3 separate regions of the Homo sapiens genome follow, and all the other regions are linked to region 1. Evidence: read pairs that join two places in POLR2A ChIA-PET (ENCODE). Cell type or tissue: MCF 10A. All regions are shown on one strand. Links, peaks and the distances in the headings refer to the core of each region. The heading gives the core; the rest is flanking DNA. Region 1 has its middle 35 kb from the start of CCDC185. Region 2 has its middle 110 kb from the start of CCDC185. Region 3 has its middle 90 kb from the start of CCDC185.

The links. Peaks named below come from ENCODE experiments on the same cell type or tissue, not always from the same donor. Only the 100,000 strongest peaks of a DNase experiment are listed, where the experiment ranks them.
Region 2: POLR2A ChIA-PET joins it to region 1 with 6 read pairs; 2 of 35 experiments call an interaction of 5 or more read pairs at or near these places.
Region 3: POLR2A ChIA-PET joins it to region 1 with 6 read pairs; 2 of 35 experiments call an interaction of 5 or more read pairs at or near these places.

What each region holds. Positions count from the first base shown.
Region 1 is chr1:223,425,225-223,432,491 of GRCh38, forward strand. No RefSeq gene overlaps it. Among named protein-coding and RNA genes, the nearest start is that of CCDC185, 35 kb to the left of the region's middle. In MCF 10A, for the core only: no CTCF peak of the experiment used is centred there; a DNase peak (open chromatin) is centred at 4,367.
Region 2 is chr1:223,497,319-223,504,585 of GRCh38, forward strand. No RefSeq gene overlaps it. Among named protein-coding and RNA genes, the nearest start is that of CCDC185, 110 kb to the left of the region's middle. In MCF 10A, for the core only: no CTCF peak of the experiment used is centred there; a DNase peak (open chromatin) is centred at 3,433.
Region 3 is chr1:223,479,769-223,487,035 of GRCh38, forward strand. No RefSeq gene overlaps it. Among named protein-coding and RNA genes, the nearest start is that of CCDC185, 90 kb to the left of the region's middle. In MCF 10A, for the core only: no CTCF peak of the experiment used is centred there; no DNase peak of the experiment used is centred there.

The DNA.
Region 1 (7,267 bases), core at 2,073-6,072:
TCAGAGAACAAAAAGGTCAAATCCTGGACACTCACTTTGTGTAGATCTGATTTTAATGGCTCATACGAATACTTTTATTTCCAAAAGAAATGAGATGGAGGATACTAGAGTTTTTAAAAATATTTCCTTAGACTCTACGATGAGCTGAGCCTTGTGCTAGTTTCTTTCACACACATTACCTAATTTAATTCTTATAAAAACTTTGCAAGACAGGTAGTAAAAAACTCGCTGTAGACAAGTTCAAAATCAAGCTCATTTTGAGAAGCTAAATAACATGCTCAACTCACACAGCTAGTAAGTTCACCTCTCCTTTTGCAATCTCTCCCTAAGTGATTTCCTCCAGATTTAAAACCCATCCATAAACTGCTCAGATTCGGATCTACAGCTCTGTGTTCCAGACTCCACAAAAGCACCTCCTCACATCTCCACTTAGAGGGCTGATCCACCCAGATGACTTCACATGTCCAAAACATAAGCCTTGATTTTTCCCTCCTCACTGAAATAGGTCCTTCCTTTTCCCGATATTTCCCACCCAGTTAGTGACATCATCATTGCTTGGGCCAAAAACCTACAAGTCATCCTTGATTTGCCTCTTTCCTCCTTCATGCACACTTAGTCTGTTTGGCAAGGCTTTTGGGCTCTATTTCCAAAGCGGGCCTTTCGTCCAAATACCTCTCTCCATCTCCACAGCTGAAACCCTAAACCAAGCCCGTGCTGTCTCTGAGCTAGTTGATTCCAGTGGTCTTTCAACCCTGCCTGCCTCCACTCCTGCCACCCACCTTCCCGCTCCATAGCACATCCTCCTCACAGCAGTGTGAGTGATCCTTTGACAGCAGAGGTTAGGTCATGTCGTGCTCCTGCTTAAAGCCCTCCATGATGTCCCATCATCACGGCCTCCAAGGCCTGCTGAATTTCCTGCCTCTTCTGCACCACTCCCTCCTCTGCCTTCCAACCCCTGGCAACTGCTGATCTTTTTGAAAGCTGATCAATCAGATCAATTTGCCTTTTCCAGAATGTCATAGAGTTGAAATCATGCAGTATGTAGCCTTTTCAGATTAGCTTCTTTTACGTAGTAATATGCATTTAAGTGTCCTCCCTGTCCTTTCATGGCTTAATAGCAAGTTCCTAGGGATATATCACTTTATTCCACCCTTTGCAGCCAGTCTGACCCCAGGCAAGATAAGCTAAGGTGAGTGGTGGGCAAAAAGCAGGGGTCTGAGGTCTGCTATAGTTCTCCACAGTCAGTCCCACCTCGAATGATCCATGCTTCCATGGCAGGGTGGATATTGTGGCATGGATCCAAACCCCCGATTTCACCCTGCTATAGATGCTACTGTCTGCCTTTTCAACAGGTATTCCCTTCTTCCTAAGGGGCCAAAGTTTATCCAAGGATAAAATTTATCTCCCCTCCTCAGCTTGCCATGTCCTTTGGGGAGGGCACATCCCCAATCCCAAAGGCCAATACGAGTCTAAGCCAATCATAGTGGTCCTATTCCCCTTGCCTGTGACTGATTTAGGCATGACCATGGCTTGCATCTCTGGCCAAGGACACATCATGGGAAATCTGTGAGGCTTCTGTGAAAGATCCCTTCACTTGCCCAGAAAAAAGACACAAGGAAAGACAGTTTCTCTTCTTCTGCAGAAATAGTGTGTCTTTGTGTCCGGGTGTGACACATGGAACTAAGGCAGTCATCTTGACCTAAGAATAAAGCTCACTTGAGGAAGAGAGCAGAGCAGAAGAATGAAAAGAAACTGGAGCCTTGCTGGCTTACTAGGACACTGAGTTAGCTAATCCCTGAAGCCCTACCTCAAGGCTTTTTTTTTTTTAATGTGAGAAAATACACTGTTTCTTGTCCAAACCACTCTGAGCTAAAGTTTCTGTTCTTGCAGCCAAAAGCAGCCTCAGGGAGACATGACCTGTTGAAGCTTCATCAATCCACTTCTTGGCTTAGCTTCAGCCTTTTATTAGTCAATCTCAAAAGGTACTCCAAGTCAAATTGTTGCTGCCTTTAGCAACAAGGTGATCTGCATTTGGATTTCCTTGGTCTTGAACTATTCTCACTACATGGAATCCTTCCAGATAGAGAAAGGCCATGTGCGATGAATAACAATTTTGACATATCTATTGCACTTTGCATTTTATAGAATTTTCAATCTTTCCTTCAATAAACACTTCTTAAGCACCTACTGTCCGCCAAGCACAGGTAAGAATGATGCAGTAACGAACAAAACAGACAAGGTCACTGTCTTTATGAAGCTTATCAAGAAACAAGTACAAGATTGCGGTGAATGACAGGAAGGAAATAAATAGAACAAAGAAAGAGTAAATAAGGAACTGGGGTGGGGTGAATTCTTTAAATTAGGTGGCCAGGGAAAGCCTCTCTGAGATGGTAATTTGTATTTTTCTGCTATAATTAAACTTTCTTTATTGTTGCAAAGTATACATAACATAAAATGTATCACTATAACCATTTTTAAGCGTACAGTTCAGTGGCATTAAGTACCTTCACATTATTGAGCAACCATCGCCACCATTCATTTCCAGAACTTTTTCATCATCCCAAACCGAAAATCAATAACTGTAAATCAATAAACATTAACTCCCCATTTCCCCTTCCTTCCAGACCCTGAAACCACAATTTTACTCTTTTTCTCTATGAATTTGACTTCTTTAGGTATCTCATATAAGTGGAATTATAAAGTATTTGTCTTTTTGTCACTGGCTTCCTTCACTTAGCATAACGTCCTCAATGTTCATCCATGTTGTAGCATGCGTCAGAATTCCCTTCCTTTTTAAGGCAGAATAATATTCCATTGTATGTTTATACCACATTTTAAAACATCCAGGTGTCTGTCAACGGACACTTGGGTTTGAGGAAGTGACAGGTGAAATGCGAGTTTAAAGGATGAGAAGACCCAGCCACAGGAACTGCTGAAGGGAGTGTTGCTTGGCAGATGGAACAGTGGTTTCTTGGCAGATGGAAAGTTAAAGGCCTGGGCAACTCCTAAGCTTTCCTTAAGACCCGAAGCCAATGCCAGCACATTACTTTTCAAAGTATTCTCTCCCTTTCCTGAGCAATTTGTCAATTTCTGTCTATGCTTCCAAGAAACTTTACCTGTATTTATTCCATTGCATTGTTGTCTCCCCTACCAGGCTATGGTTGTGTCTTAGCTGTTTTGTGTTGCTGTAACAGAATACCAGAGACTGGGTAATTTATAAGCAATAGAAGTTGATTTGGCTTATGATTCTGGAGGCTGGGAAGTCCAAGAGCATGTGACAGCATCCCGTGAGGACCTTTGTGTTTCATCATCCCATGGCAGAAGGTGAAAGGGCAAGACAGTGTGAGAGCAAGGGAGCAGGAGGGGGCTGAACTTGCTCTTATAATAAGCCCAGTCTCTTGATAACTAACCCACTCCATCAATAACAACATTCATCCATTCATGAGGGCATAGCCCTTATGACCTAATCATCTCTTATTAAGCCCCACCTCCCAACACTGTTGTATTGAGGATTAAGTTCCCAACACATGAACATTGGGAGATACATTCAAACCATAGCAAGTTCCATCACCCCTCCCCAACAAACCTTTTTCTAGCAGGTGCAAACAAATTACAAAACTGGTGAATTAGAGCTGCCAACAAACTGCAAAAATGATGGATTTGAGTTTCTCCTTACCCTTAGTTCCATAAGGCAGAAGAGATAAGGAACAAGGTGAAATACCAAATGCAGGCAGCAAAGGAAAATAAGTGAAGAGCCTTCATCATCTGCTAGTTAAGCCCTGAATTTAGAACCATAGCTTCCAGGAGCTGGAAGGGATATTAAGGGATATTGGAGATCACCTAATACAATGCATTTGCTTGGTCCTGGGATGAAATGTTTTATGCAAACCTCTGGAATGGACATGATTGGTTGGAAGCAGAGAAGGTTCTCAGCAGTCCTGAGAGGTGCTTAAAGTGAGTTTTCAAATGCCCATTTATATCCTCCCAATGACCCCCAATAGCTGGACCCCCTTATATTACTCCAAGATTGGACGGCAGGCTGATGGGAAAAAGGGGTCCTTGCAGAGCCCCACAGCTCATACCAGCAAGTGCTACAAACAGTCCCTGGGAGACGTGATTTACTCTGGGCCTTTGCTGGGAGGGAGGGAGGAGAACAGCTGTAAATGCCACTGTCCCAGAGATGATGGATCCCAGAAAGTGGGACAGAGTTGGTCTTTCTCCAAAGGACACCTCTCTGTAAGCAGAAATGGGCTGAGAGAGGGTAGCTGGTGGTGCCAAGGCCTCTGGTGCATTCTGGTGGTAGGTGGGTGGACAGACCATTCTGGAAATGGCTTGTCATAGCCCGCTCTTGACTCATCCAAATGGGCCTGAAATTGCCAGGGCTGTGACTGTGCTTTGCATGAGCTTGCCCTCTGCAGCCCAAAATATCCTTCTCTGATTCTGTGCCATGAGTTGATTAACAGTCTCTCTTGGAATAATTCCCAGGCTGCCTCAATCCTTTTCAGAATCTATTTTCTCACTTTACATGGGGCACCTTTTAAATGTGGACAGGGTAATATAAAATAGTGCCAATGCTGGATTCTCAGAAAACAGCTAGGTATTAGATCTGTACTTATTAAGCCCTCACATAGAAATAGGAAGACATTTGCCTTTAATTTATACTTCATCAATCCAAAAATTATCCAGAACCTAGCATGTGCTCAGAACTAAGCATTTTGGAGGAGAAAGTATAACATGTATAGCATGACACGATCCTGGCCCTTCACAGATTTATTAACTTCCTTGAAATGACTAATATATGTGAAACAATGAGGAAAAAAAAATCAATGCTCTGGTATGTGGACTCTTTGTGCATAACTTATGGGCTGCCATCCACCCCTGAGAGGGACTTCCTTTCTATGGGATAGGGCTCCCCTGGAATATTTTTGCAGGTTAACTAGGCACTGTTCTTCCAAACATGGCATTCCTTCCAAATGCTCTAACATATTCTTATGTGAATAAATTTCATCCGCAAGTGACACTCCATAATCCTTAGTGCAAACACCAAGTATGGACACTGTATATAAACTCTGAGGACTGGGAGAACATCTCAGTGACAGCTTATAACTTGGCCCTGGAAAGTCAAGATGCCAGTGCCCCCACCAGTTGCCAGCTTGGGCCACTTTCCCTCTTTCCTTCAAGACTTCCCAGTGTGCTGGCTCTGGGCCTCTCCAAACAACCGTGTGTTGTGGCTTCAGCAGGCATGATTGCCACTTGTTTTCCTGGAGCTGGATCTTGCAAACTTCACACCCTTGTCCTCTGTGTTACAGAGAATGGCCTTTGTGTTTGTCTATCTGAGCTGTCATCTCTTTGCAATGGCCACATGCCATTTTCCTCTTCCTCTCTTTTTGCTTGAATCACAAGTTTTAGGGGAAAAAAATTAGAAGCAATTCATCTCTGAGAAATTCTACACTTGGCTAGTTTCTGCCCCATGTGATGGGATCAAGCCAAGTCACCATGTTTGTCCAAAATATTACAAGTGCAAAGGAACCCAAAGGAGGGAGAAGTCAGTGTGGAATGAAATGGGCTGAGAGGGAGGCATGGAGGAGGCATGAATGCTAAGGGAAGGAAGGAGGACCCCAGCAGGGTGAGGAACTGACGCAGACCTACGCAGGCTAGGTGGGGCCAGCTGAGGGTGACACACTGGGCCAGAGGGGATGGGGTGATGAGAGGAGGTGAATAAAGTCCATTCAGCAGCTAAGAGTGATAGAAGGGTTAATTTTATGTGTCAACTTGACTGGCCTAAGGAATGCCCAGAGAGATGATAGACATTATTTCTAGGTCTTTCTTGGAGAGTTTAGCATTTGAACCAGTGGGCCCTGTAAAGGAGATTGCCCTCACCAATGTGAATGGGTACCATCTCATCCATTGAGGGCCTGAATAGAGCAAATAGTGGAGGAAGGGCAAATTGTGTCTCCCTGTCCTTAAGCTGGGACATCCACCTTCTCCTGCCACCAGACATCAGAGCTCCTGGTTCTGGGGCATTTGGACTCCAGGATTTATGCCAGCAACCCCATCCACACCCCTTCCCTTCCCTGGTTCTCAGGCCTTTGGCCTCAGACTGAATTACACCACCGGTTTTCCTGGGCCTTCAGTTTGCAAATGGCATTTGACTTCCATAATCATGTGAGCCAATTCCCATAATGTGTCCACTCTTATAGATAGCTATACATATCCTATTGGCTGTGTTTCTCTGGAGAGCTCTGGCTAATATGAGTGAGCACCTACTATGTGCAGGCACTGAGCTGGGGCCTGAGAACACAGCAAAAGACAAGATGGACAAACCTCTCTGTCCACTATACCAAAATATAATGGAGCATACATTCTGGCGGGCAGAGAAATGTAACAAATAAAATAATAAGTAAACTGTACATTTTTCAGAACCTGATAAGTGCTATGGAAGAGAAAAAAAGCAAGGAAGATGAAAGGGCAACCTGGAGAGGATGAAAAGTACCAAAATGTAAATATGATGGTTATATGTATAGAAATATTTATGGTTACATGAGAAATATAATGGTTATATTTCTCAGGCTAACTGAGAAAGTGGCATTTGAGCAAAGGTTTGAAGGAGTTGATAGATTGTGCTATCTGAAGACCCGAAGGAGGAATGATCCAGGCAGATGAACTAGCAAGGGCAAAGGCCCTGAGGTAGGAGCTAAATCTGCATATCTTCAGGAGCACTGGAGTGAAACAAGCAAGAAGAGCCTGGTTGACCAAGTTGATGAGGTAATGGGGAGACATTGTATATGGCCTGATAGGCCATTGAAAGGACTTTCTGGCTGGGTGCTGTGGCTCACACCTATAATCTCAGCACTTTGGGAGGCTGAGGGGGGCAGCTCACATAAGGTCAGAAGTTCAAGACCAGTCTGGCCAGTTGGTGAAACCCTGTCTCTAATAAAAATCCAAAAATTGGCCGGGCGTGGTGGCTCAGGCCTGTAATCCCAGCTACTTGGGAGGCTGAGGCAGAAGAATCACTTGTACCTGGGAGGCAGAGGTTGCAGGGAGCCAAGATCACACCACTGCACTCCAGCCCGGGTGACAGAATGAGACTCCATCTCAAATAATAATAATAATAATAAAATAAAAAGAGAGGACTTTTTTTTACTCTGAGTGACATGAAGAGAGCTTTAGCAGCCTCTCTCTGGCTACTGGGCTGCCACTAGGGAGGCAGCAGGAAGCCAGGTCAGGAGAGAATCTAAGTACCCAGGTAAATGAACATGATGGCAGG
Region 2 (7,267 bases), core at 1,438-5,437, 71 kb after region 1:
AGATATTGCCCCAGACAATGATGCTGCTTCAGAAGTGGGGCCAAGTTGGGAGGCCAAAATGAAGCCAAGTTGAGAGCTATGGACCATCTGTTTGAGGATCTCCCTCCACTCTGCAGGGTTGAGGCTGCCTGGCTGGGGTCCACATTTCCAAGTCCCCTTTGCGTCTCAGAGAAAGCAGTGACCGGGTTCTGAACTATGGAATGAAGGTAGAAGTGGTGTTCCTCACTTCCTTGTTTGGCCCTTAGAGCTTCCTGCACAGTCCTCCACGCTCTAATTTGCCTCACCTGCCAGCTGGATATTAATACCCAGGGCTTCCATGGGGGTGTGCTGGGAGGAGGGCAGACCCCTGACTGTAGGACACCACCTCCTCCCCTACCGCTAATTGGACTTTCATGTGAACAAAAAAGAAACTCGTATTGTGTTAGGCCCTGGGGATTTGCGGGTTTATCCGCTACTAATGCAGTGCAAAAAGCTGGAGCCAGGCAAGACAGAAGGACTCCCAGAATCAGCCACAGCTCCTTGAATGAAGCCTCCTGTCTCTAGCAGTGTAGGAGCTGGTGACTGGGGTGAGCCTGGGGTAAGACTGGGGTAAGCTGGTGACTGGGGTGAGACAGGGAGGGTCAGGATCCCGCCTCTAACATTTACAGAAAGTATGTCCTAGGGCCAGGTACTTGCCCTCCCTGGGCCTCAGTCTTCCTCTATAATGCGGAGATAGTATTAGATCATATCTCAGAAGAATGTTCTAAAAGATGCCAGTGAAGGCCCACCAAGACACCCTTTCTCAGTCTGGGCTGCTAACAGCCCTCAGCTGCACCCTTCTCTGGAAAATTGCCTTTGCCCCCTTAAGCCGACTCACCTAGGGATTCCTAAGAAGCTAAACCCCCAGCCCTACACCCTGCCCACCCACCCCACCCTCCCACCCACTGACTGATAAGAGGAACCAAAGCCCTTGCCTCAAGGCAGGGCAACCCCGAGGTATCACCCAGGCTGCAGGTTGCCCGGTCGGGTGGGGCTGAGGCGAGACTCCAGACGGGGCTCCTCTGTGCCTGGCCTCCTCACGAGTTCTTTCTGGCTTCCCTCACTTTCATGTCAATTTCTCCTGTTAGCATTCACTCACTCACTCACTCACTCACTCACTCACTCACTCACTCACTCACTCACTCACTCAGCAGGCCACCTGCATGAGAATCTTCATCTCAAATCTGCTTCTAAAAAAGCCAACCTAAGACAATTGTGAAGATTAGATGCAATTACATGGGTCAACCAGTGCCTGGCATATGGAAGGTGCTTAGTAAAAGTGAGCTAGTACGGTTATCATTCCTCCAAGAGGCAAGGCTGAATGGAGACCCTAGTGGCCTCAGGCTGTAACGGTATTAACTACACCACCCCTGGGAGAGTTCACTCTCAACATTCATTTGTAATGAATGAATGTAAACCCTCAGCAAGGAGGAAAGAAAAATGTGAAACCTGGGTGTCCATGGACACAACTGGTCTCATGAATAAGCCATCAAGTATGAGTGGTTTAAGGGACTCCAAAGCTCACAACTTTCTAAAGTCACAGCTTGCCCCAAGCCCCCTGCTCTCTTCTGACAAGGTTCCTGAAATGCCTTTAGTGTTGTTAAGACTGGGGTAAGCCGGTAACTGGGATGAGACAGGCAGGGTCAGGATCCTGCCTCTACCACTTACAGAAAGTATGTCCGAGGGCCAGCCACTTGTTCTCCCTGGGCCTCATGTTGAAATGATAGAGGTGGGGCCTCATGGGAGGTGCTTGGACTCTTCGTTCTATGTCTTGGTGCCCTCTTCTCAATAATGAGTGAGTTATCACTCTATTAGTTTAGGCAAGAGCTAGTTGTTTAAAGAGCCTGGCACCTCCTCCCTGCTCTTGCTCCCTCTCTCACCATATGCCACACCTGCTCCCCCTTTGTCTTCACCATGAGTAAAAGCTTTCTGAGGCTTCACCAGAAGCCAAGCAGATGCTGAAGCCATGCCTGTGCAGCCTGCAGAACTGTGAGCCAAATAAAACTATCTTGTTTAAAAATTACCCAGCCTTAGGTATTCCTTTATAGCAACACAAACAGACTAATACAACCCCTACTCAAGATTGGTTCTTTGGAGTTTTGGACATGGCTTTAGAATGAAATGAACCTGGGTTCCACTCTGGGCTCTGCCATCCACAAGAGAAGTGTCAAAATCAAGCTCACATCTTAAGCAGAACAGGGCTTGGTACCAAGGAGTCTCCAGGTAGTACGGGTGGTCTGTACCCTGACCCAGGCTCACACTGTGCTTAAGTACTTTTGCACCATTAAAAGAAGTAGCCACAAATTCATAGTGACAGAAAGTACCACAGTGGTTGCCAGGGGCTGGAGGGAGGGGAAACAGGGAATTGGGGTTTAATGGGTTTCACTTTAGTAAAAATGAAAAAGTTCTGGAAATGAAGGGAGGTCATGATTGGACAACAATGTGAATATAATCAGTACAAGTGAACTGTACGCTTAAAAATGGTTAAGATGGTCAATTTTGTGTTATGTGTATTTTACTATGATTAAAGAGAGGGAAAAAAAAAAAAGAACATAATCTGCCAAAGACAAGGTGGCTGTGATGTGTGACTGTACAGTGGCCCAAAAGGGCATGGCTCAAGGAGCCCTCAAGAGTAGCATCTGAAGCAGCCACTGGGACCAGGCTTGCCACCCTTTCAGAGGGGTGTGAGGTGCAGGGCAAAGGGTCTGTAAAGGCTGGCAGGGAAGTGGGAAGCAGTGGAGAGCCAGGACCAGCCCTGGGCACCCAGAGGGGTTAGGGACCCTGCCACCCCTCCCAGGTTTCCAAACAAGGCCTGTGCCTGCCTGGGCTCTGACAGTCAGCCAACAAACAGGCATTTCCAGGTCTGCACCAGGCCCCGGGGATACAAAGAGGAGTGAGAGTTCCTGCCCTCCCTGGATCCTGCGGGGAAGGCTGACAGATACACCAATCCTGTGTCACGGGAACTGGGGATTGGGGGGAATGATGGGCAGGGGGCATCAGGGTTATCTGAGAAAGCTTCCCAGAGGAGGCGGTCCCTGGCTGAATTGAAGAAATTGCTGGGAGCTTCTCAACAAGAGCATTAGAAGGGAGTTGGGGGCACGAAGTGGGTGCTCATGTCAGGAGAAAAATCCACAAAGGCCTCTCATATGCACTCTGCGCCCTCCTCTCATTTTTCCAGGGTCCTGCTCCCAGCTGTGCAAGCTGCAAGGAAGAACGAGCCCCCTCCTCCAAGGCCTCGACGGTCCACTCAGTCACCCACTTAAGAATTCACCAAATAAGTAATGACTAAGTCTGACTGGGAGAAAATGAAAGCTCTCTTGGAGGGGAAAACAAGTTACTCATGCAACCAAGAGCATATCCTTGGCACCCTCCATGAGTGGAGCCACGGCAGGAGGGGCAGACAGGAACAAACGGTGGCCATGAATCATGCTGTGTGCGAGCTCCTTTGTTTCTAAGGCATGTGGTTTCCAGAGAAACCAGGGAACACTGCCTTCAGGTAAACACGCCCACCACCCATGCTTCTTGGAACAGGCTCTGTCCTCCAGGAGCCCCATTAAAGAGGCCTAGCTGCTTACATTTGTCAGTTGTACTTCCACAGGGGGGATTTCAAGTGCTAGCTGGCCAAGTCATCCAACGGGTGGCAATGGACCTTCTGTTGGCCGGGAGCATCCTACCCCGTGCCAGGTCCCTGGTCCCACTCTGCCCACCACCCTCTCACCCCCAGAAGAAGACTCCTCTGGTTGATGAGTTTGGCAGAAGAGTCTTGGTTTGGTCAGTTCAGCCCTTCTGCTCATGCTGACTCTCCCTCCTCCTCCTCTCCCTCCTCCGCTTCCTCCTCCCCCTTCTCCTCCTTCCCCTCCTCCCCCTCCTCCTTTTCCTTTCCCTCCTCCCTCTCCTCCTCCTCCTTTCCCTCCTACTCCTCCTTCTCCTCCTCCTCTTCCTTCATCTTGCCCTTTCCGATTCACTGTCATCAAGCTTGACTTCCCCAGTAGAGAGTTTTACAGCCATGATAACACAGTCCATCTTCTGGAGCTTAAGGCACTTTTACATATTATCTCATTTGTCTTGGCAGCATCTCTGTAAGGTGAAGACTTGATGCAAATAGTAAAATGGTGAGGGCAGGCTGAGGGGCAAGAGCTATAAAGAGACTTTAGTGGGGTTCAGTGCCAAAGTAGGGAAGGACTGGGGGGTCATGGGACTGATGCTCCCAGAGGACCTACTTAGCCGGGACACGGAGCTCCATGACCCCTTCCAATGAGCCTAGAAATGGGCTGCTTTAAAAACAGGAAACGTGGCCAGACGCGGTGGCTCACGCCTGTAATCCCAGCATTTTGGGAGGCCGAGGCGGGTGGATGACCAGAGATCAGAAGTCCAAGACAAGTCTGGCCAACATGGCGAAACCCCGTCTCTGCTAAAAATACAAAAATTAGCTAGGCATGGTGGTGCGTGCCTATAATCCCAGCTACTAGTGGGGGCTGAGACAGGAGGATGGCTTGAACCTGGGAGATGGAGGTTGCAGTGAGCCAAGATCGTGCCACTGTACTCCAGCCTGGGCAACAGACTGAGACTCCATCTCAAAAAAAAAAAAAAAAAAAAAAACCAAAAATGTGCTGTGGAATCAATGTGAAGGAGGGAATTAACTCTGCCTGGGGCATGCGCTCTGAAATGACAATGTGACATTTTTGCTTCACCTCAAAAGATTAGTAGTATGTTTCTAGAAAGACAGGAATGTGCTGGACAGAGAGGCGCCAATGTGCCTGCTTTTTTGGGCACCTGGTGCTTGATGGGGGCCGTGGCCAGTGAGAGGCCTGGCAGTCAGAAGACGTGCTTGAATGTCAGTCTGCAGGAGAGAGGAGCTGAGGGAGGATTTGAAAAGCAGGGAGGTGGGACCGCAGGTGTGCTTTCTGCTAAGTGATGTGCCAGGAGCCAGCGCTGCCCTGGCCCAGGGAAGAGACAAAGAGGGCCTGCATTAGGTCAGGCTCCTGGGAATGAAGATGAGATTCTTCACAGTTCGATGCTGTGAGCATATCACAGGGTTTAGGACATGGCCCTGCCCACAAGGAGCTTGTAACCTGGGGAAATATGAGCTGTAGACCGTGACCCGTTCAAAGGCAATCAACTTAGAGGGGGTATCCCTGAGTCCAACTGAAATAAAATTTCAGAGAAAGGAAAGATCAAGTATGGGTAAGATAAGTCTAAGAAGTCACATGAGGGAGAGAGGTGAGTGTTAACCAAGGGGGGAAGGAAGGCATTTCTTTCTTTCTTTATTTTATTGAAGGATGCCAAGTTGAAAGGAAAGCATTTAGGCGGACGAAAAGGAGGAAGGGCTTTCAGGGGAATGGGGAAGGGGCTGGAGTGAAGGCCCAGAGTTGGGATCAAGTGAGATCTCTTCTGTCAGCATCACATGTGTCCACAGATGGCCCCTTTTTCCTATCAGCCTGCCCTCTATCACCCCATCTTAACCCACACACCTCCCTCTGTTGATATTTGGTAGAAAATAATGAAAGCCATTTTGTGTGTATGTGTGTGTAATATATACATATTTTAGAGACAGGATCTTGCTCTGTCACCCAGGCTATAGTGTAGTGGCACTATCAAGGCTCGCTGCAGCCTTAACCTCCCAGGCTCAAGCAATCATCCTGATTCAGCCTCCCAAGTAACTGAGACTACAGGCATATGCCACCATGCCCAGCTAATTTTGTTCTTTTTTTTTTTCCTTAGAAACAAAGTCTCACTTTGCCACCCGGGCTAGTCTTGAACTCCTGGTCTCAAGTGATCCTCCTGCCTCCACCTCTGAAAGTGCTGGGATTGCAGGTGTAATTAAGCACTGTGCCTGGCCTGAAAGTCATTATACCACTCATTTTTATTAAAAAAAGTCTACTGTGGTTCCTTTCTCGGTGAAGGAATATGTGACTCATTGGGCATAGAGGGGGCCCAGGTCCCTCAGGAGGAAGATGGAAATTTTGAAAGCCCCCAAACACAAACTTCTACCTGCCTAGTTCTTTCTATCAGCAAATTTAAGCCCCAGCCTTATTTCTCATGCCTGGAACTGCTTGAGAGACACCAGCTGGCCCAGGGCACCTCAGAGAGCTTGCAACATATTAGTCCTCAACAATTAGTTGTTGAAAGAATGAATGAATGAATGAATGAATGAATGAATGAATGAATCAGAGCCCTTTCTCTCCCTTCCCCTGCCCATCACAGGCAACTCGCGGTGGTTCTGCCTCCCAGCTGGAGGGTGGGGTAGGGTGCATAATATTTTTATAGATAACAAAATGGGCTGGGTGTGGTGGCTCACGCCTGTAATCCCAGCACTTCGGAAAGCCAAGGTGGACAGATTCCTTGAGCTCAGGAGTTTGACACCAGCCTGGGCAACATGACAAAAACCCATCTCTACAAAAAATACAAACATTAGCCTCGTGTGGTGGTGCACGCCTATAGTCCCAGCTACTCAGGAGGCTAAGGTGGGAGGATCGCTTGAGCCCTGGAGGCAGAGGTTGCAGTGAGCTGAGATTGTGCCACTGCACGCCAGCCTGGGTGACAGAGCAAGACCTTGTCCCAAAAAAACAAAAACAAACCAAAAAACCCCCCACAAAGTGATGCTGGTAATAGCCACCCTCAACTCAGACTAAATGGAAATGACTCTGTGTCTCGGGCCATGGTTTCCTTATTGATAAAGTGGAGGTAATTATGTCTACATACTACTTGGGTTAATGTAAAAGTCAAATGTGAAAATAGATAAGAAAATGACTTATAAATTAAAGGGCACACCCCACATTAGAGGGATTTCCATCTTGGTCTATGCCTGGTACAAGGCCCTATTCATCTGCAGAATTAAAAAGTATCTGCGGATGCAGTATAAACCATCCTTTGCTTCACAGAACATGCTTCAGGTGATAGATACAGTTACTGCCCTGTCTCCAGAGACCTTGTCTTACTTCTGTGTCCCCAAGATTTTAAACAAGCAGTTAATGAATGCACCTGAACGAATGAAAATAATGAAAGCCATTCTATCTACTCAGCTTTGGCCAAATGCTCTTCTAGGTGCCTTACTTACATCATATCTCACTTCCTCAACAGCCCTGTGCGTAGGGGTGTCCATGTTTTACAGCTGAGGAAATGGAAGTTCTGAGAGGTTGTTAATAATATTGACAATAATAATATCCATGATTGCTAACTTTCACTGACCATTGATTATGTGCCAGGCACTGTCTAAACAGTGCAACACATCATCCCATTTAACCACCAC
Region 3 (7,267 bases), core at 1,241-5,240, 54 kb after region 1:
CGGTGCCCACACCCTGCACCCTCACCCGCTCACTCTTTACCCTTGTCGTGCCCCCTACTTCCCTCCAGCTTTAACATAAGAATCAGACCAAGCAGGCAGCCCTTCTCCTCTTCGAGAGTGAAGTGACATGGGAGAGGAGGCAGGAGCCAAGAGATGCCTTGCTCACCTGGCTGTGGGCCAGGGAAGGTCTCCTTAGCGTGAGGCAGCCCTGCTGGAACTCTGTTCTGGTGAGTGGCTCTCAGCTCACCTGCTTGTCGCAGCTCTTTCCTCTTGTCCGTTTCTGAGCCTGCATGGTCCCTAAAAGCTTAGTCTTTTCACCACGTCTCTCTGGATAGCAGCAGCAGCCTCCAGACAGCCTGCAGACTGCGTGTGTGTGGTGTGTTGTGGGGTGTGGGGTGTGTGTGGTGTGTGTAGTGTGTCGGGTGTATGTGTGTGTCTGGTATGTGCGTTGCATGCATGTGGTGTATAGGAATGTGTGGTCTGGGCTCTGTGTGGTGCATGTGTGTGAGGGTAATTTTGTGGTGTGGGGTATGTGTGCACTATGTGTATAAAATTGTGTGTTGGTGGAGGGTGTGGGTTGGGGCTGTGGGATGATCATCACTGGAAGGTGAACCGCAGCTCCATGATAACCTTTTGTGCATACACGTCATTTGTAATTAGCCAGGTCTGGAGAGTTCGAAACTGGGAGAAGAGAAAGAAGAGAAGAGAGAAAAGGAAAATTAATGAAACAAGTAACCTGCCTTATATGGATATTTGATTTGCTTGTTTGCACATTGTTTAGTCCTTACAAGCTCTGAAAATAAAACACAAGCACAGTATCAGGCTCAATTAGGTGCTTAAGAAATACCTTTTGATGATGACAAATGGCAGGGATGTTAATGACACTGCTTCCCTCCAGCTCCTGCTGCACAGAGCGCCCTTGGCTCTTCAGACTTACAGCTCTTTGCCTGAGCTGCTGTGAGCAAGCCTCTGCTGCCCACAGGAGATGGCCCTGTGGGCAGGGCCTCCCTGTGTCTTTTCACCTTTTGAGACAACCCCATCCACCTCTTTGGGCAGCAGCTCATAGCAGGTGCTCCCTGAACATGTCTGCCTTTGACTTGAAGGGGTCGGGACGCCGCTTGAGGATGCTAAAGGGAGGCAGCTCATTGTAATGCCTTCACCTCCACCACTTCCAGGAACTCCTCCTCTCCTTGTGGATCTCAGGGCTCATACGGTTTGCCCAGAGCCCAACAGCTACAAGTGCACTCAAACAGAACATTCCTCCGTGCGTTTGCTCTTGCAAAATGTGTGTTGGGGGCGGGGGCGGTGGCTCATGCCTGTAATCCCAGCACTTTGGGAGGCTGAGGAGGGTGGATCACCTGATATTAGGAGTTTGAGACCAGCCCGGCCAACATGGTGAAACCCCGTCTCTACTAAAAATACAAAAATCAGTCCAGCGTGGTAGCAGGTGCCTATAATCCCAGCTACCTGGAGGCTGAGGCATGAGAATCGCTTGAAACCGGGAGGCAGAGGTTGCAGTGAGCTGAGATCGTGCCACTGCACTCCAGCCTGGGCCACAGGGTGAGACTCCGTCTCAAAAAAAAAAAAAAAATGTGTGTTGGATCCCATGGTTCCCCTGCTGCCCAACACACCGAGAACCAAACGCACACTTGCACGCTCGCCGTGGGGCCTCAGTCACCTCCTGACTCCCAAACACACAGCTCTCACTGCTGCCTCCCGTGCTCCCCCAGGCCAGCGCTGGCTCTCTCAGTGCTAGTATCTTTTTATAAGGATACCAGTCGTGCTGCATTAGAGCCCACCCTACTCCAGCATGACCTCATCCTAACTTAACTAATTACATCTGCAGTGACCCAATTTCCAAATAAGTTCACATTCTGAATTACTGGGGGAATAGAATTTCAACATATGAATTTTGAGGGGACACAGTTCAACCCATTACTGCAGCTATCCACAGAAGAAAGTCCAAATTCCTTATGTGGCATTCAAGGCCCTCTGTAATCCAATGAGATCCACGTTTCCAGCTGTTTCTCTTCTTCTTCTCCCCTAGGTGCACACATGTGATACTGTTTTGTATCAAGGCAGGATTCTGAGATTAAGTGAAGAAAGGGGAACAGTTAGGAGAGTAGCATCTGCTGAATGTTTACTAAATGCCACCGTCAATGACAAGTGTGTTTTATCTACGTCACTCTACTTTTTTTTTTTTTTTTTTGAAACAGAATCTCACTCTATTGCCCATGCCGGAGAGCAGTGGTGCGATCACAGCTCACTGCAGCCTCAAACTCCTGGGCTCAATCAATCCTCCCAATGCAGCCACTGTGGAAAATGGTATAACTTTCTCAAAAATTAAAAATAGAATTATCAAATGATCCAGCACTTCCACTTCTGAGTATATACCCAAAAGAATTCTAAGCAGAGATTCAAACAGATATCTGCACACTCATATTTATAGCAGCATTATTCACAATAGCCAAGAGGTGCAAACAACCAAAGTGTCCATCAAGAGCTGAATGGATAAACAAAATGTGGTCTATCCATACAATGGAATATTACTCAGGCTTGAAAAGGAAGAAGATTCTGATACATGCTACAACATGAATGAACCTTGAGGACATTATGCTAAATGAAATAAGCCAGTTTCAAAAGGATAAAAACTATATGATTCTACTTACATGAGGTACATAGAACAGTGAAATTCACAGAGACAGAAAGTTGAATGGTGGTTTCCAGGGGCAAAAAAAAAAACAAGGGAAGATTCACACTCCCTTGCAGGTTTCTCTCCACAGACCTCACCAGGTGTCAAAAAAAGAGTTCTCCAGGGGATTCCAATGTCTGCCAAGCTGTAAAGCCATCGGCCTTTTGGGTAGTTATCTTCATTTCTTCTTTGGGGAGAAGCTTGATTTTCTGTAAGCTGCAGAAGATAGCTCAAACCAGCAGCTCAGCCAGTTAAGGGGACGGAGGCTGCTGGTCTGCATCCTTCCAATGGTCTTTCGTCTCCCTTTTTCTCCTAACTTAAAGCTTTCATGATGGAGAAGTCTTCCCTGTTGTCTGCAATTTTCCTTCTCTCAAAACAACCTTCTGAATCCTCTTTTGGGGTGGGGTTTCAGATGTTGTGAAACCATCACATGCTTATGAACTAGCAGACATACAGCACCGGAAGTTGAGAGGGTGGACTGCTATTAGACTGCCTGGGCTGAGTCCTGAGGGCACCTCTTGCTTGCTTGAATGACTTCGGGCAAGTTACTTCACCTCTCCAAGATGTCATCGGGGCTCATCAAAGTACCCGCCCCATGAGGTCTCCTTGTGAGAACAACATGAGAAAAGCCTGTGCAAAATGCTTGCCTGCCACGTAGAAAAAAAGCTTCCATAAATGTTGGTTCATATTGTGAGCTTTCAAATCAACCAAGTGTGAATAATTTCTACTTCATTCCATTGGCTATGGCAGGGGAATACAAAGATTTGTCAGAGCCATTTCCAGCCTACAGGAGTTTACAGCTATCTGACTTTACAGCTACGAGTGCCGTGAGAGAGCTACAAACCCAATGCTGCAGGTGTTCAAAGTCAGAGATTTAATAACCACGGAGCCGGGAATTAGGGAAAGCCTAATGGTGAATGGATTTAAGCTGACCCCGGTGGAATATGAAGTACAAAGCTGACTTCCCTGCAACTCTGTCTGGTGACATCCTTTTCTTTTTCCAAAGAGATACTCAAGACTCAGAGAGATTCAAAACCACCCAAGGGTCACAGGTGGTTTATCAAAACCCCCACCCCACCCCCCAAATACACACCAAAAAGCTAGGTTTAATAATCCATGACTCAGAACCTGGAAGGCTCTCTGCAGGGCTGAGGGGCCTCGCCGGCTGTCTATGACTGCTGCCCGCCTAGCAGGCACTGACCCAGGCCCCAGGCTCCAGGACAGTGTGCTGTCAGCCAGAGGCAGCTGTCAGCCAGACTGCTCCCCTCCTCTCAGCCTGGCAGGGGTACTCAGGGTAGTTCTCTCTGTTGGGGACCCTAAGCATGAAACAGTATTGGAGGAGGCTGTGCTGAGAAACCCACTGAGGGAGGAAGGCTGACGGTCTGTGTTCTTCTAGTGGTCTCTCTTCACCCTTTGTTCTCCTAGCATAAAGCTTTCACGATGGAGATGCCTTCCCCATCATCTGCAGTTTTTCTTCGCTCAAAACAAGCTTCTGAGACATCTTTCCGGGGAGCTTTGGTCATTAGAGCTTGGGAGAGGGAGGCCCTTCTCTTCCGGTGTCCTCACAGGGTCTCTGTCATTTAGATTCTTGTTGAACAACTGGGCTTTGGAGGGGGTTGGAGGAGACAGTGAGTGATGGTGCTGGGGCCCAGGGCCATTCCAAGCAGAAGAAAGGCACTAGCAGGGGCATGAGGCAGGACAGCCCAGGGCATGTGTGGACATCTGGGAAGAGTCTGTCTATATTCTGACTAGGAAGTGTACATGTGAAGGAGTGAGAGGTTAGACTTGAAAGATGAGGGTAGGTGTGGGCCAGACTGCAGAGGGTTGTCCTTACTGCAGTGGATCACGGGGAACCATGGAAGCTTCCAGAACAAGAAGTGAGCTGAGACAACAACTGTGACATATAGTTTGTTGAGTGAATGAATGAATGAATGTCTGAGGAAGACACGACAGTGGCAGGAGGGGAGAGTCCCCTACAACAAGCCCCACAGCCCTGCTGCATATGCTTAGGTAACCAGTGTGAACTGCTCTGCAAATTCAGACCTCAAGTAAAGTCATATCTATTCTATTTTTTACAAATGAAAAATAAAGCCAGCTCAGACCTACATGCCAGAGGAATGAGAAGTCCAAAATCTCTCTCCTGGTACTCCCTGTATCCCTCCCTGCTTTTTGCTGTCAGCTGCCGTTGACGCTGGTCCTCTGAGTCTAAGACAGTGCTGACTGCTGCCCAGGTACAGGCTTCCTTGATCTCCAAGGGAGGAGTGTGCCCACATAGTGCTCCGTGGCTCCCTCAGTTCTCAGGGCTCTGGTACTCACCTCCTTCAGGCCCACACCCAGGCATCCCCCTAAGGACAGCAGTCCTAGGAGCCTCCACGGAGTCTCTCAGGCCTCCACCTCTGTGCCTTCATGTCCTGCCTTCCCTAAACACCCATCACACAGGAAGTGGGGCAACTTTCCTCTTCCAGCCTTGGGACACAGAGGACAACAGCTTTCCTGGAAATGTGGTCACCCTAAGTATTGCCAGGGGTCCAACAGCCTCCGAATGCAAAGGGTCTAAAGACACCTTTTTCTCCAAAGATGAAGTCACTCTCCCTCTTCAACACAGAGATCCAGATCCTCTCCTGGGAACCCAACACCCCCATCCCTTTTCAGGTGTGAAAGAGGCTCCGTTTAGTGCCTCAAAAAGGACTTACTCCACTAAGAAAAACCAAGGAAATGCCAAGATCTCTTTTTGGGAGCAGAAAAAGAAGAAAAAGGGAGAAGGGAGGAATATTGAGGATCTCCCACTATGTTTATATTGTAACATTTTTCATCCTATATTATAATTTCTGCTATTTTACTTGGAATTTTCCTTAAAATTAGATATCCTTTATATAGTAAAATCTCTAGCATATAGCATTTGTTTATTAGTTACTGAGGAGGAAGGAGAGGAAACAAAGAAGCTAGAAGATGGAAACTGAGATTTCATCTTTTGCATGGCAGGTGCCCTAAGCCTCCAACAGCCTTATAAGGAAAGTATTGTTATTATTATGATTTCACTGATTTAAAAAATTGAAGACATAAATGAGACGAGTAAGTGAATAAATGGCAATGCCATTTCTGTCTTCCTTTCCACCATGCAAACATGGCTTACTTTCCTGAATCATAAAACATTTTTCAAGACGTCAGAGAGCCAAAAAAAGTATATTAAAAACAGATTAAAGCAGTATGGTTTCTGAACCATTCAGTAAAGGATGAAAATAGCTTTGTTATCCAGAGACTGTCTTCATAAAGTCATTATTATCATGAGTTAGAACCTGTATTAACTCAGAAATTAAAATAGTGCTGTGTGCGGCAAATTCTGAAGACACACTCCATGATTTTCAGAGCACCTATTATTATTCTCCTGAACTTTAGCTGGATCTGAATGATTTACCATAAGAGGATCCTGTTTAAATGTTCTACTTCACAAAGAAAAAGTAATAAAATTGGATGATTCTGAAAACCTTATTTTTATATTAATTAGGAATGAAGTACAAACTCTAGAATAATCAGTCCAATGCTGGCATTTAGAAAGAAAAAGAAGTCCTCACACGTACTCCCCAGGTTTCCCAGGGGACAGTTCTGGGACCTCAAGCAGACTTGGAACAGTCCCTGTGGAAGAAAGTCATTTACAGGCTTGATTCTAATTGATCCCAACAGCAGCAGCTGTAACCATATACTTTTAATCAAATCTAAAGGCAAACTTAGGACAAAATATGTGTTCTTCTACTAAAACACACAGTGCATTTTTCTGAACTATATGATTACATTTTCTGGAAAGGACTTGGGGAATTATTCTTGTTCTAACCTCCGAGAGATATTGCCCTCTGTATTTGGCAGTCTCTGTGTCTGTTTCTGATCTTCTGTTCTGGGGCACCTCACTCTGACGGGTCCCTTTAGGGCTGGAGTTTGCCACATGGTCACAATCTTCAGCCGTGGGGTGGAGACTCTTTGACAGGTGATCCCTTGTCTGCTGAGCTCTGCCCAGCCCTGTGAGGAGAAAGGCAGCTAGCCTGCACAGCCTGGTGCTCCAAAGATGGATCCTCTCAGAACAAAGGGGAGCAGGTGTAGGGACAGATGCCACCTGTAGCAACAGCTTTCATCCAGAAGGGGTCCCCAAGCTAATCCAGTGCTTGGTACATTTGCATTCTCCCATTAATATCACAGGCACAATACTTTAGGTGAGAAAGAGAAGACCACAAATGAACAGAGATCCTTCCATATTTGCTTCACGGAAGCCCTCCCCTGAGCTACCTGAGGGTAGGTATAATACCTTATCTCTCACTCACAACACCTGCAATAACAGGTACATGACAGATGATGAAAGGGGCTGTATTAGTCTATTTTCACACTGCTATAAAGAACTGCCAAAGACTGGGTAATTTATAAAGGAAAGAGGTTTAATTGACTCAGTGCCACATGGCTGGGGAGGTCTCAGGAAACTTACAATCATGGCAGAAGGCAAAGGGGAAGCAAGGCACCTTCTTCACAAGGTGGCAGGAAGAAGTGCCGAGCAGAGGGAGAAGAGCCCCTTATAAAACCATCAGATCTAGG